Linked DNA regions of Homo sapiens: region 1 is linked to region 2. Evidence: read pairs that join two places in POLR2A ChIA-PET (ENCODE). Cell type or tissue: B cell. All regions are shown on one strand. Each heading gives the region's core, and the rest is flanking DNA. Links, peaks and the distances in the headings are about the cores only.

Region 1 (2,922 bases), core at 172-2,671, 53 kb after region 2:
GAAAAACATCAATGGGAGGTTCTGTTATTTTTTGACTGAGGATAAGCATGTACTGAATGGGGGTTGGGGAAAGCGGGGGTTGTTTTTCAGCCCAGATTAAAGCATCTACAACTTTCAGCCACATGGCATTTTGTTATGCTTAAGAAGAGAAGAACTGGTATATGTTGGTAGACTGAGTTTTTTTTTTTTTTTGAGACAGAGTTTTGCTCTTGTTGCCCAGGCTGGAGTGTAGTGGCGTGATCTTGGCTCACTGCAACCTCCCAACCTCCGCCTCCCAGGTTCAAGCGATTCCCCCGCCTCAGCCTCCCGAGTAGCTGGGATTACAGGCATGCGCCACCACACCTGGCTAATTTTGTATTTTTAGTAGAGACGGGGTTTCACCATGTTGGTCAGGCTGGTCTTGAACTCCCGACCTCAGGTGATCCACCCGCCTCGGCCTCCCAAAGTGCTGGGATTACAGGCGTGAGCCACTGCTCCCAGCAATAGATTGAGTCTTTAAATAGTCCAGATATTACTGAAGAATGGAAAGAAGCACATGGCTTATCATAAAGTTTTCACTATATTGTTTAAAGACATTACAGAAAATAAGTCTCAAACCAAATAAAATCAATCAAGGTAGAAATTAGACCCAGAAGATTCCAAAAGTGTTGCTTACATGAATAGTACCAAACTGTCACATGTTTGTCATTCATGTACATGTTCAATTTACCTTCATGTCTGCTATTGATTCTAGTTTTTGCTGTTCTTTTGGTTTCTTCTTCTGAAAATCTTCCATGAGATTCTTTATATTGCTACCAATCTCAGCAAAGTTCAGGTACATATTCTGTGAAAAAGAAAGTTGGAAGCACACTTCATCAACTAGTCTGACTTTCAGACAACTTGAAAGAAGTGAAAAAGAATTTGGAACACAGAATTGAAGGGCAGGGAAATTCTATTTTAATTACCAAATTTGGACATTAGCTGGGACACTGTTGATGAATACCATTACTATTCTCACAAACAGCTACTGGAGGGGAGAGAAGTAAATAACTACGTGATCTCTATGAAAAAAAATTGCTAAAGGGTCAGAATCCAAGTCTTCTGCCTTCCCTTCAGAGGCAGTTTATGCACAGGATGCCCCTATCATCCTTTCACATGAAATCCCATGCCTGCCCCTATACTAACAAGCCAATATTGATCTTCTTACATAAAAACAACTAAAGACAATTTAAAAAAATTTAAACCACCTACATTAGCATAGAATTCATCATTTTCAGCAGATAGGACCACTTCTCTTAAGTCTTTACTGATTCCCGGCACTCTGGAAAGATCAATCCGATTGTTGTTTATGCCTAGTAGTTCGTGGACCATGGCCTGATATGTCCACTAAATAAAGAATTATGAAAAAAAAAGGTAACTGACAGAATATGGAAATAGTAAACGTTCAGGAAAACAAATAAAAACTGATAACATTCTTTAACTAGTCTTCTTTACATGAAGATTCTCGAGTTAAATTTTATTCATACTTTGTGCTATAAGCATTAAGACTGTCATTTTAATTGATTAAACACTGAAGAAAAGTCAAAATACTTTTAGATTTCATACTTTTGGAAAAAGGGCAGCAAGATTAATATTCTTGATAGAAAGAAAACAAATTAGAGCTATTATTAGCTCCAATTTTTTGCCTGTGAATTAAGAGTATATTTTTGGCTTCACAGATAGAGCTATATTGGTACTGCAGTTACAAGCTGTACCATTTCCTGTATGCTTCTATGGTTTTCTGCAGCATGAGAAGTGTGTTCTTGCAGATCTGAGTGGTACTATATTTGTCCTGGGAACACTAATATTATCAGAAAAACCTTGTGAGTTGATCAAAACACTGGGATATTCAGAAACTTACCTTTGAACCCATTTTATTTTATATTTTTACCTAAGGGGAGATGAGAGGAAGGACTGGTTTCCAGTCTCACAAATTGAGAATTTATTTGGTAAAACTGGAAATGAGAAATCTCCAAATTTTCCCTTTTCACCAATTATGGAGAATAGATTACTTTCAGTCATAGGTCTGTTAGACAAAATGAAGTATTTTCTAGCATGTTCCCTTCTGCATCTAGAATCTAAATGCTAGAAATATTTATATACATATTTTATCTTAAGAAAACTAGATTTATTAAGAAATAATTTAGAAGGTTATAAAAGAAGGTGCTTATTTCCTAAAAGATTTGCCAAAGGAATTCTTGAAAAAGCAAGTTCCATTAAGTCGCACTTAAAATAAGTACAACAAGGCTGGGCATGGTGGCTCATGCCTGTAATCCCAGCACTTTGGGAGGCTGAGGTGGGTGGATCACTTAAGGTCGGGAGTTCGAGACCGGCCTGACCAACATGGTGAAACCCCATCTCTACTAAAAATACAAAACTAGCCGAGCATGGTGGCACATGCCTGTAATCCAAGCTACTCAGGAGGCTGAGGCAGGGAATCACTTGAACCCAGGAGGCGGAGGTTGTAGTGAGCCAAGATCACACCATTGCACTCCAGCCTGGACAATAAGAGCAAAACTCCATCTCAAAAAAAAAAAAACGTACAACAAAATGTTTTATGCTTTTATGGATAGCTTCTTGTACATGCTTCTAGCACTTACTCTACAATTAAAATTATGTTTATTTTTCTCATAATTGGACCATGAGCTCTTTGAGGACAGAAATTGTAACTTTTAACCTTTTATCTCTAGTACTTAGTTTAGTACGTGGCACAAAAGAAGTCCCCAGTGAAATCTGTGGGATAAATAGTTGCTTTTCTTTGGGAGACAGAATAATAGGCAATTAATTTTCTTTCTACTTTTTGATATTATCAAAAGTTTCTTTGGTGAACATATATTACTTTGAATTTTAGGAATACAAGGCTATTTTATACTACAGAGAAGTTTCACTCCACAGATTTCCCTT
Region 2 (2,922 bases), core at 223-2,722:
TTCAAGCAATCCTCCTGCCTCAGCCCTGCTAGTAGCTGGGATTACAGGCATGCACCACCATGCCTGGCTAATTTTTGTATTTTTAGTAGAGATGGGGTTTTGCCGTGTTGGTCAAGCTGGTCTTGAACACCTGACCTCAGGTGATCCACCCGCCTTGGCCTCCCAAGGTGCTGGGATTACAGGCATGAACCACTGCACCCGGCCTCAAATTTTTATACCTAGGAAGAAGCAGGGCTAGGCGTGGTGGTTCATGCCTGTAATCCCAGCACTTTGGGAGGCTGAGGCAGGCAGATCACCTGAGGTCAGGAGTTCAAAACCAGCCTGGCCAACATGATGAAACCCCATTTCTACTAAAAATACAAAAATTAGCCAGGTGGGATGACATGTGCCTGTAATCCCAGCTACCCAGGGGGGTGAGGCAGAATTGCTTGAACCTAGGAGGCGGAGGTTGCAGTGAGCTGAGATCACACCACTGCACTCTAGCCTGGGCGACAGAGGACAAAAAGAAGCAAATGAATTATGAGTCCTAAGGGTGTAGTCCAGATTGGTATATCAGCTTACATCTTTCTTTGACTTTCAGTATTTTGTTTTAAAAATGCATAACTGGCCAGGCCCAGTGACTCATGCCTGTTATCCCAGCACTTTGGGAGGCCGAGGAGGGTGGATCACGTGAGGTCAGGAGTTCGCGACCAGCCTGGCCAACTTGGTGAAACCCTGTCTCTACTAAAACAAATACAAAAATTAGCCAGGTGTGGTGGTAGGCACCTGTAATCCCAGCTATTGGGGAGGCTAAGGCTAGAGAATCACTTGAACCTGGGAGGCAGAGGTTGTAGTGAGCCGAGATCACGCCATTGCACTCCAGCCTGGGTGACAAGTGTGAGACTCTGTCATAAAAAATAAATAAATAAAATAAAAAATAAAAATGCATAATAATTTTATATTATTTTTCATAAAAGGACCTTTTAAATTTTGACACAAACATATTTTAAGGTACTTATCAGTTAAATTATTTAATTCTACCCCTGCACATCCCCCTGATTATAAGAAACTGGGCACTTCAAAAGATGTGTCATGTTTATTTTGTGCCATTAGTCTTTGAGACTAATCATATCCTAATATGAAAAATACAGAATTTGTTTGACTCCTCCACTGGACCATAAGATCATTGAAGACAGGGATGTTTTATTTATGTTTGCGTTTTAGTTCCTGCCTTGAATAGTAAAGGCAGCCACTCAATAAATATACTCCTTAATGCTCCCAAACAATATAATCATAATATTCTGTCAATATTCTTAGCTCACATTTTCTTCTTGTTTCTCCTTGAGAGGAGCAATAGTAATAATAAAAAATATAACAAAAAACCTCACGTCTATGGACAGGTGAATGGAAAAGTAAACTGTGGTATGTTCACATAATGGAATGTTACACAGCACTGAAAAATGATTGAGGTTACCTGCAACAATACAGATGAATCTTAGAAGCAAAGTTTAATGAAAAAAGTATGATACTATTTTTATAAAGCTCAAAAACAAGCAAAACTAAACAATGTGTTATTTAGAAATACATAGGTAAGTGCTAAAAACACAATCTTCTTCCACCAAAGCAAGGGAATTAAATACAAAATCTAGGTTAGCACTTACCTGCTGTAGGGAGATAAGGGATGTAATTGGAGAGGAACACATGGATACATCTATGTTACTGGCAATTTTCTAGTCCTTGGGTTAGGTGAAAGGCTCAAGCGTATTTATTATATTATGCTTTCTAACTTACATGCTACATATATTTTATCAAATATTATATTAAAATACAATTAAAAAACACAAAAGTGAAGTGGGTTTCTTTACCCTAGATTTTCTCAGAATCTTTAATATGCTAATATGAGTTTTGACTTTTCAAGAGAAGGATAGAGTGTTTTCCAAACTTAGTTGGCTATAGAACCCTTTTAAAAATGGAATACCTATCAATATCTCCTCAAATAAATTTTCTATATAATAAGTCTTGGAATACACTGAATTAAAGTATAAGATATTTCCTTGATTCTAACTAATTCCACTGGGGTTATTTTACCCTATGACACTTTCTTACAAATGATATAATTGCCTATTCAAAAATGTAGCTATTCCTTCGGAATTCCCTCCTTAGTACTGGCCACCTGATTTATGAAATGAAACAAAACAAAACAAAACAAAGAAGCAAACAGGAGCCCTTGGCACTATTTCCTCTCTTATTGAGAAGAAACAGCAAGAAAAGCAAACAATGAGATTCTGCATGGATCTAGCACTGTTTGTGTCATTCACTGGAATGTCATGCGAAGAGAAAGGAAAAAATTACCCTCATCGTCCACAGGGTTAAAAATGGACTCCTCAAGGACAGAACTCAGAGATCTGAAAGGTGGTTATCATCTGAGAACATATCTGAAAGGTAGTTATCATCTGAGAATAAAAAGAGGTGTAGATGTATGGGAACATTCAAGCCCACATCAATGTGTCAGAACAACCACAACTACAGGGGCAGCATGGTGAACACTATTAAAAAATGCAAGAAACGAAGCCCCAAATAGCCCAGCTGTAGCAACCATGAATGCTGAAGACTCTTTGCAAGTCTTCTTTATTTTTTTGAGATGGAGTCTCGCTCTGTTGCCCAGGCTGGAGTGCAGTGGCACAATCTCAGCTCACTGCAACCTCCACCTCCCTGGTTCAAAGGATTCTCCTGCCTCAGCCTCCCGAACAGCTGGGATTACAGGCGCCCACCACCACGCCCGGCTAATTTTTGTATTTTTTTTTAGTAGAGATGGGGTTTCACCATGTTGGCCAGGCTGGTCTCGAACTCCTGACCTCAGGTGATCCATACACCTCAGCCTCCCAAAGTGCTGATATTACAGGCGTGAGCCACCACGCCTGGCCTTCATCTTTTAATTATAGT

What was found. Peaks named below come from ENCODE experiments on the same cell type or tissue, not always from the same donor. Only the 100,000 strongest peaks of a DNase experiment are listed, where the experiment ranks them.
Region 1: POLR2A ChIA-PET joins it to region 2 with 6 read pairs; 12 of 35 experiments call an interaction of 5 or more read pairs at or near these places.

What each region holds. Positions count from the first base shown.
Region 1 is chr1:150,079,785-150,082,706 of GRCh38, reverse strand. It overlaps VPS45 (vacuolar protein sorting 45 homolog), which reads right to left. Exons shown (of 15, transcript NM_007259.5): 8 at 1,231-1,365; 9 at 710-823. Among named protein-coding and RNA genes, the nearest start is that of VPS45, 13 kb to the right of the region's middle. In B cell, for the core only: no CTCF peak of the experiment used is centred there; no DNase peak of the experiment used is centred there; H3K4me3 peaks cover 384 bases; H3K27ac peaks cover 930 bases.
Region 2 is chr1:150,133,249-150,136,170 of GRCh38, reverse strand. The region is part of intron 14 of VPS45 (vacuolar protein sorting 45 homolog); the gene reads right to left. Among named protein-coding and RNA genes, the nearest start is that of PLEKHO1, 15 kb to the left of the region's middle. In B cell, for the core only: no CTCF peak of the experiment used is centred there; no DNase peak of the experiment used is centred there.